Linked DNA regions of Homo sapiens: region 1 is linked to region 2. Evidence: chromatin contacts called from ENCODE Hi-C or POLR2A ChIA-PET data. All regions are on one chromosome and are shown on one strand. Each heading gives the region's core, a stretch centred on a gene start or an enhancer-like site at or near the end of the contact. The rest is flanking DNA. Distances are from core to core; before and after follow the strand shown. Region 1 has its middle 67 kb from the start of CD82. Region 2 has its middle 52 kb from the start of ALX4.

Region 1 (4,035 bases), core at 1,171-3,670, 140 kb after region 2:
GTTGACTAAAATAAAAAACAAAACCACAAAGTGCATCACTCCAACCATTTCTTCCATTGTCACATTTCCTCTCTGACTTGGACTTTCTTGGCTTCTCTCATAAGGATCCTTGTGATTACACTGGGCCTATCCAGATAATCGCAGATAATCTCTTATCTCAAAATCCTTAACTTAATCACATCTTCACATTTCCTTTTGCCATGTAAGGCAACATATTCTCAGGTTCCAGGGGATTAAGATGTGACCATCTCTGGAGGAGGGGGCACTTTTCTGTCTGCCACAGGTGGTAACCCCCCGCAGCCACAGCGATCATGGCAGCTGAGCACAAAGCCCTCCCTGTGGCTCTTTCACACATTAACATTGGAAATCTAGTGAGCTGGTCAGCCTGATCTTGGCTATGACAGAAGGCAGAGCAAAGGCATGCCTGATGTAGAGCTGTAGAAGGGCTAATGGCTTGGCAAGAGCTGAGGGGTGGTGATGCTGGGAAGGGAGACCAGCCCAGGGTCTCTGCACAGGGGGTGATGGAGCATGGTCAATACAGAGGCTGGCGAGACAGTGGTGGTGTTGGTCAGACAGCACCAATAGGTAGCCTTCCAGGACAAGTTCAGAAATGGACCCCACCCACCTTGCCAGAACACTTAGCAGAGCACAGAGGAAACCACTGCTTCTGAGAGCCAGCCCTGCAGCTAGAGGTCATCTCTCAGGGTCTCACTCCTCAGCTGGAAAATGCAGGTGATGAGAAGGGTGTCTCCCTCATAGAGTTACCGTGAGCATCCATGAATGATGGGTGAAAAGGGCATCACATGGTGCCAGGCATATGGTAGGTGCTCAGGGAGTGCTGGCCATTGACGCAGAGGTGGCCATCTGTGCACCAAAAGTGTATGCTCCCCAGCTGAGTCGTTGCTGGAAAACAGCAGCCCAGCCAGGGACTATGTTTCCTGGCCCCCTTGCCTCTGTGTGTGGTCATGTGACTGGTTCTGGGTCCAGTAGAATGTGAGCAGAGTAATAAGCCATTTCCAGGCTGGGCCTGTTCGATACCTGCTGTGGTCCTCCACATCCTCTCTCTTCTCCTAGCTGCCAGCTGAATGCTGATGCCCAGGAGGACTGTTGAAGCTAGAGGGTAAAGACGGCAGAGCCTCCGTCAGCCTAGGACCTGAGTACATCTCCCTGGTATTCCACTGCCGTTCAGACTTCGTGTGAATGAGAAATAAAATTCTATTGTGTTTAGCCACTAAGATCTTGGGATTTCCTCTATCCATAACATCAACTAACTTTACCTTAACTGATAGGATTGTCAATAATTCTTAGCTATCTGATAATTTGAGAGTCTGGCCCAAGAAATAAAACTGGCTTGAGTCTCAGAGAAGAGGCTTGGGAAATCTAAAAATGGAAGAATGGGGCATTGCATCGATTATAACCCTGAGGTCTCAAGGCTGACCCTTGTTGGGACAGTGTGAGGTGTACAGGCTAAATGTTGCAACTAGGATCAAAGGACCGTTAATAACAACTACAAATCATTAAGCACTTCCTGTGTGCTGATGCCTTCTTTGCTTTACCTCACTGAACCTTAAGAAACAGGTACCAAGTTTATTCTATTTACCAAGGAGGAGCTACTGTAAAAACCTCCCAGAGAGATTCCAAGTTTGGTTAAAGTTGCACAGCTGCAGAGCAGGGGAGCTGAGATTCAAGTCCAGGGTGCCTGATGCCAAGCTGCGCTCTCAACCTTTGCACAGATTCCCTCCATTGTAGGCTGCTGGGAGCTACAAGGATTGCAGGCTGCTGGGAGCTACAAGGATTGCAGGCTCATAAGCAAATTTTATGTTCAGCAATGACAAATTACCCAGGATTTGGCTAAAACCATCACATTCAGAGGCTCTAGAATCAGATTTGCGTAATAAGCAGAGGAGGTCCTCAGGAGAAGGGCCTAATTTATAATTCTGGGGCCAAGAAGTCTGCAAGCTTTGAGTTTGAAGACATATAAAGAGAGGTGATCTGCCTGCCTTTCCCTTCCCAATTCCTTCATCTGGCCAACATCACTAATGCTTCTGGCATTTTTATTCTTGGCTATTTACAAAACAACAAAGTTGAGTTATTACATTTTAGATTTTGACAATTATGGGTTCACAGTTAAATAATCTTATAGCTATTAAGACAAGGGTGAACTCTCACTACAACTGTCAATGTCTTTGGGTCCCAGATCCCCTAGGGCCCATCTGGAAGAGTCCATATTTCTTAAGCAAGCACCCAGAAGGTTGCATATTAATATCTGCCTCCATTATGTCTTGTCACAATAATACTGAGTAACAACCACAAAGACTCAGAGGCACACAACAATAAACATAGATTTGGCTCAAGAGTCTATGGAGTTTCATTGGTGTGGGCTGGGCTCAACTGACCTTGGCTGGACTGGCTCATGCATCTGCTGTCAGCCGTGGGTGGTCTGGAAAGTTCTGCTGATCTTGGCTGGGCTTATGCCCATGTCTGGAGTCGGCCAACTCTTGGCTGATCTAGGATGCCCTCGTCTGAGATGACTGGCTGACTCAACTTTGCTGCACAAGTCTCATCCTCCAACAGGATAGCCCGGGCATATTCCCATGGCAGGTACAAAGGCTCCAGAGAGAAGTGGGAAATGTACAGAAGCTTTTTAAAACACGTGCTTGTATCACATCTGCTAACATCCCACTAGTCAAAGCAGGCCACATGTCTGAGTTGCAGAGGAAGGACACTAAAACGTTACATAACAGATGGCAAGAATACAAAGAGGAGTAGATAACAAGGAGGGGGACATTGACACCGTTGATCTGCCATAATACTTACCATTTGCTGTGTATTTACTGAGAGCCAGAGACAGGGTGATACCCATGAGTATTGAAGATGATGTATGTAAAGGATCTGGCCCTTTAGAGCCAGATTCAGAGCCTCAAAGAGGTAAAGTAACTTTACAAAGGTCACACAGCTAGTAAACAGCAGAACTGAGATTAGAATTACATGCTTGTGGACTCCCGTAGGTGATTTTTCTATACTAGCACATGGCTTGGTTATTAATATTTTTATTACTAATTTTGAGGCTGCGTCCATACCATAACTGCTTACATTTCTTCTTTGTTTTTTTCTTTTGAGACGGAGTCTCGCTCTGTCGTCCAGACTGGAGTGCAGTGGCACGATCTCGGCTCACTGCAAGCTCCGCCTCCCGTGTTCACGCCATTCTTCCGCCTCAGCCTCCGGAGTAGCTGGGACTACAGGCGCCCGCCATCACGCCCGGCTAATTTTTTTTTGTATTTTTTTTCAGTACAGACGGGGTTTCACCGTGTTAGCCAGGATGGTCTCGATCTCCTGATCTCTTGATCGCCCCGCCTCGGCCTCCCAAAGTGCTGGGATTACAGGCGTGAGCCACCGCGCCCGGACAACTGCTTACATTTCTAAATTAGGCAGAAGATCCATATAGAAGGTTTGGGCCTTTGTGGGTCTGTTAGTGTAAACATTTTAAATATACAATTTAAAATAAGATGCTTACCCCAAAATAACAACAGTAATAATAATAACTTATCAAGAACTTACAATATGACAAGCACTGTGCTAAAATTTTTACATATGTCCCATCTTATTTAGGTCTCTCAATCATCTTACAAGCCAGGTATCATTTTCCCTTCTATTTTACATTTGAGTTTGTAAGAGGCAGGTATCAGTTCTAACCCAGGTAGGATAATGACCAAGCTTAGGCTTCGAACCGTCTTACTAAATGGCTCCCCGTTTGTGTTATGAAATAGAATTTGACATTTTTGGGGTCACTTTGGGGGTGATCAGCCAAGCCCCCACGAACCTCTCCCTTTCTGCTTTCATCTGCTTCTCTCAGGTGTCTGATCTCCTCAGGCAGGATTAAACCAGGCATGGGGTGCGGGGAGGGCTTTGGGTGGAGGGGCAGCTTCCAACGTTGCAGCGGTGAAATTGTGCTGGGAAGTAGGCGGGGCGGCGGGGGTTGCTCCTCATGGAGTGAACAGGCACTGGCCACTGGAACCTGGTTTCTTGGCAGTGCAG
Region 2 (3,944 bases), core at 455-2,954:
GGAAGCTTTTGCAAAAGGCAAAGGTCTTATTTCTTAGAACTAAGGCTGCAGGGAAGCTAAGGGAATAGATCAAAGACATGTGGATCCAAGAACAGGCCCTGATCATGCTGGGACCCCTGTTTCCTCTTCCAAGCCGGATTCCATCATGATTGACTTTCATCCCTCCAAAGGGGAATGGGGCCCCTGCCGTGTGTTTTGGGATACATGGAACATACATCATCCCTTGGGAAGCTTGGTTTTCCTCAGGAGTGAAGCGATGGTTGGCTATGCAGGCAAATGCATCTTTCATCCCCACCAGGATGGGGACCAAGTCACCCATCTCCTGCCTACATCAGTGTTTCTAGGGGTTTGGAAAGTTGTTGAAGATGCTAAAGGCTGCAGGGCCTTGAATGGGGATGTCCAGCCTCGGAAAATCCCCATCTTGGGCATTTGAAAGCCTTTCCCAGGCTGGAGGGAGTCTCAGCCCTTCACAGACTGGTGAACCATCAGCTCTGAAAGGGAGCTTCGGGAGTGACCTTATCCAATCGCCTTTTGGCACAGATGGGTAAACCAAAGCCTGGAGAGGAAAGGTACTGCCCAAGCAAGACCTGGAGAGTGTTCCAGGGGTCCATGGTCCTTTCTGGAAGAAACCTGAGGATGAGGCAGTTAGTGGATGGACAGGGGGTAGCCACAGGCAGAGGCCCTGGGAGGAACCACCTCTGGAATATTCAGGGATAGCCTCCCTGCTTCAGGCTTCTCAAGAGGCAAGAGATCCCTCTCCCTCTCAAATCTTGTCCAGCTCCGGTTATGATGGAGCAGAGCATGAAGTGCCCCTGTCCTTTCCTCCTGTCAGCTCTGAAATGAGAACATTCTTATAGGAGCGAACACATCTCTAGTGGGCTTCAGGGAACACCAGAAAGAAGTGTCCTGAAAGAACCAGGCCCTGCAGAGCTCTCTGGATCTAACAGCTCCCAGATGGCAAGGATGCCCCAATCCAAGTGCCATTTTCTGAGCAGGGACTGAGTGTCACGCACACTTGGCACATCTTCATGGGAACCTCCAGTCCTCCCAGCGGCCCCGTAGTGGGGAGGTGTTTCATGGTTTTCTCAGCAGAAAAACAGAGGCGACAGAGTCATGTAGGGCGAAGCGACTTGCTCAGGCACACAGAGCTGGGAAGTGGAAGGGGATGGAGCAGACTATAAACCTAAGCCCGTCCTTGGGTCTCTATGTCCCACTTCTCTCCAAAACAAACAAGCTCTTAAAAAAAAATACTAACTGTTCATTGGCGTTCATTTTTGCCCACTTTAGATACTCTATATCCTCCTCTCCTTTTTCCTGTTTTAAATTGAAGTTGCAAATTCCCAGCACCCTAAAAAAACAAAAACACAAACAAAAATTCTCTCCAAGTCGAGAGATACGACAGGCCAGGACACCAGCCTCTCTGCATCTTCCAAAGTACAAGGACTCCCGTAGTACTTCTGTTCAGAAGCAGAACGTCTGTTTTTTTTTTTGTTTTTTTTTTTTGCCCTTGGACAATGTGGTTCTAATATATATCAACAGAGCCAAAGCAAAGAAAAGCAACCCCCGCCCCTTCTTTTTTAAAAGACGTTAACTTCATTTCAAGAACTTGTGTGTTTCTCATTAGTAACGCTGCCTTTTGAAATCCAGCCGAGGGAGGCGATTCCAGTTGAAATCAAAACTGATATGCGAGAGTTTGACTTAAATGCCGCCCTGTCGGCCGGCTCGCTGCCTTGTTGGGGCTGATTGCTACAGAGATGGGACAGGCAGGGCAGATGGCCAGCTCTCAGCTCCCTGTCCCACGTCAGCGGTGGGTCTCAGAGCGGCAGGGGAGCCTGCCAGGCAGGGCTCTTTCAACCTGGCTAGCTTCTCACCTGATGCGGGAGGTTGAGACAAGAGCTTGAGCTAACGACCTTGAAGTGGGGGACCTGGCGACCTGGACCTGGGGGTTGGGGGATGGGGTGGGCCACAGAAGGCAGGGGGCTCCAGCCACGATCACCGCCACACTCTGAGCCATTCCTACAAGACAGAGCGTGATCAACACGTCCCACGAGGAGCCGCACCACTCCTCCACTTCTAGGTTTTTCGAGCTGTTCTAAGCAGAAAACTCCTACTTTCTATTTTCTTGGCCAGTTTTGGCATTTCTTCTCTGTAAGACCAGGCCTCCTGGAGAACATTAGGAAAATTGAAAAATCTTCCCATGGTCAGGCAAGGGGCCACTCATGCTTCCTGCTGGTGGGGCCACTTTCTCCAGTGTCCGGACATGTCATTTTCTGCGTGGGCAAGCAGTTTCAGCCTTCACTAGGGATGACAGAGTGTGTTCTCTTCCTACCCTTCTCTTCTCTTCTGTCCACTGACCCCAAATTGGATTTTTTTTTCCTTAATAAAATGCTGTCTTGTTCTTCAGAGAGCCGATGCGGGCTGCTCTACATGCCAAAGATATTTATTTCAAGAACGACGGAAACCAACAGGATGGTTGCTCCAACCCAGCCCCCATCCCTGTCTAATCAGATTTTCCCCATGTTTCAAGACCTAGCAATGTTCCTCCTTCCATGGGAAACCTTTCTCTACCCTCTGCCCCGCCATGATGGCTACAGCCTTAAATTCACTGGTCTGAACCAGTCCCTTTACAATTAAGGGAGTGATGTCTTTTGATCAAATTGTCCCTTCTTGCTTGATATTATTACTTAACTTTCCAGCCATCCAGACGTTTCTGTTTTGTCTCCTTAGCTGAGGGTGTGACTTCCTTGAGAACCTGACTCTTCTCCATGTCTGTGTCCCCAGGTCTTTATCACACAGAGACTTACATGGGTTTGCAAACAATAGCAGTAATGATTAAAACGACTATGAACACATATTTTGACTTTAACCTGTGTTCTTATCCGTCTGTTTAATAGAAACTCCCTTAGAAAAATAAAAAGTGTTTCAAGAGATGACCAGATTAATCTTTATTGAGTCACTTTCTCTTTAAGGCCGCTCTGGTCCTGAGAGTTTTGACAGTGGAATTTGTTGGGCACCATGAGCTTGGCCTGTGCCAGATGCTTTCTCATGCATTACTTTGTTTAAAGAATTGAGGGATTTGTTGATAAATGGATTCAGTTTTCCATAAGGGAGACTGAAGACTCCCACCCCCATCTTCCCAAATTAGGTTTGGGGAAACAGGAGGCAGTGTGGGTTGTGAAGAGCTGGCCAGACCTGCCTGGGTTCAAATCCCAGCTTCTTCCCACAGCCACATTGGAACCCTGGGCAAGTGACTTGGCACCTCTGGTCTTTAGTTTCCTCATCTGTAAAATGGGGATCATCTTGGTACCTTCCTTGCAGCGTGATGGTTTAGATGAAGTGAATTCATAGTAACATTGTATTTGCTACCATTCGTTGAGCTTTACTAGGCTAGGCACTATGCTGAGTGCTTGACAAGGAAGTAAATGTGAAAAGCTTAGGCATCAGCTATTCTACAAATCTTTCCTGCTCTTTACACCCACTTTGCCGATTGAGTGAGCTCCACTGTGATATAGTTTGTGTCTTGTCCTCACAGCTCCCACCCTGTTTATGTCTATTGTGTCTTGTGTGAGTGTTTGACATCACTCTTCCCCATTAGAAACTCCCAGAGAGCCAAGACCTTGTCTGTTTTCACTCCCACTACTTATCCAGGGCCTGCCTAGGTACTCAATAAACTTTAGCTTCCATTTCCCCTGGGTCCCTCTTCTGAATTAGATTAGAGCTCTCCTTGCCTCCCTGAGAGCCCTGTATCTAGGATTGGCAACAGAGGCCGTGGGGCAGGGATTTTATGCTCAACTTATGAATGTTTGAGCCATGCAGGGATGGCTTCTCATGACTGCAACGTACAGAATCCTATGTTCCCACTCCTGCAGATGACTTGGCATTTGGTGGCCAACCCCTCTTCCCCACTCAATTACCCTCGCTCCTCCTTTCAGGATGTGCTCCAA

The links. Hi-C counts contacts between places; a loop is a spot of excess contacts on that map. ChIA-PET counts read pairs that join two places held with the same protein, here RNA polymerase II (POLR2A). Pooled maps may share reads with other maps.
Region 1: a map of Right ventricle myocardium superior shows a loop between it and region 2 (2.0-fold over the local background). The contact joins two enhancer-like sites. A Hi-C loop is called at or near these places in 3 of 168 maps with a recorded cell type or tissue (Right ventricle myocardium superior, heart left ventricle and heart right ventricle) and 5 of 50 pooled maps. POLR2A ChIA-PET finds 5 or more read pairs at or near these places in 1 of 52 experiments (A673).

The regions. Positions count from the first base shown.
Region 1 is chr11:44,496,316-44,500,350 of GRCh38, forward strand. No RefSeq gene overlaps it. Among named protein-coding and RNA genes, the nearest start is that of CD82, 67 kb to the right of the region's middle. Within about 2 kb of position 2,421, at least 2 of the 41 ENCODE cell types and tissues checked have a DNase peak (open chromatin) inside an H3K27ac peak, as active enhancers do.
Region 2 is chr11:44,360,298-44,364,241 of GRCh38, forward strand. No RefSeq gene overlaps it. Among named protein-coding and RNA genes, the nearest start is that of ALX4, 52 kb to the left of the region's middle. Within about 2 kb of position 1,705, at least 2 of the 41 ENCODE cell types and tissues checked have a DNase peak (open chromatin) inside an H3K27ac peak, as active enhancers do.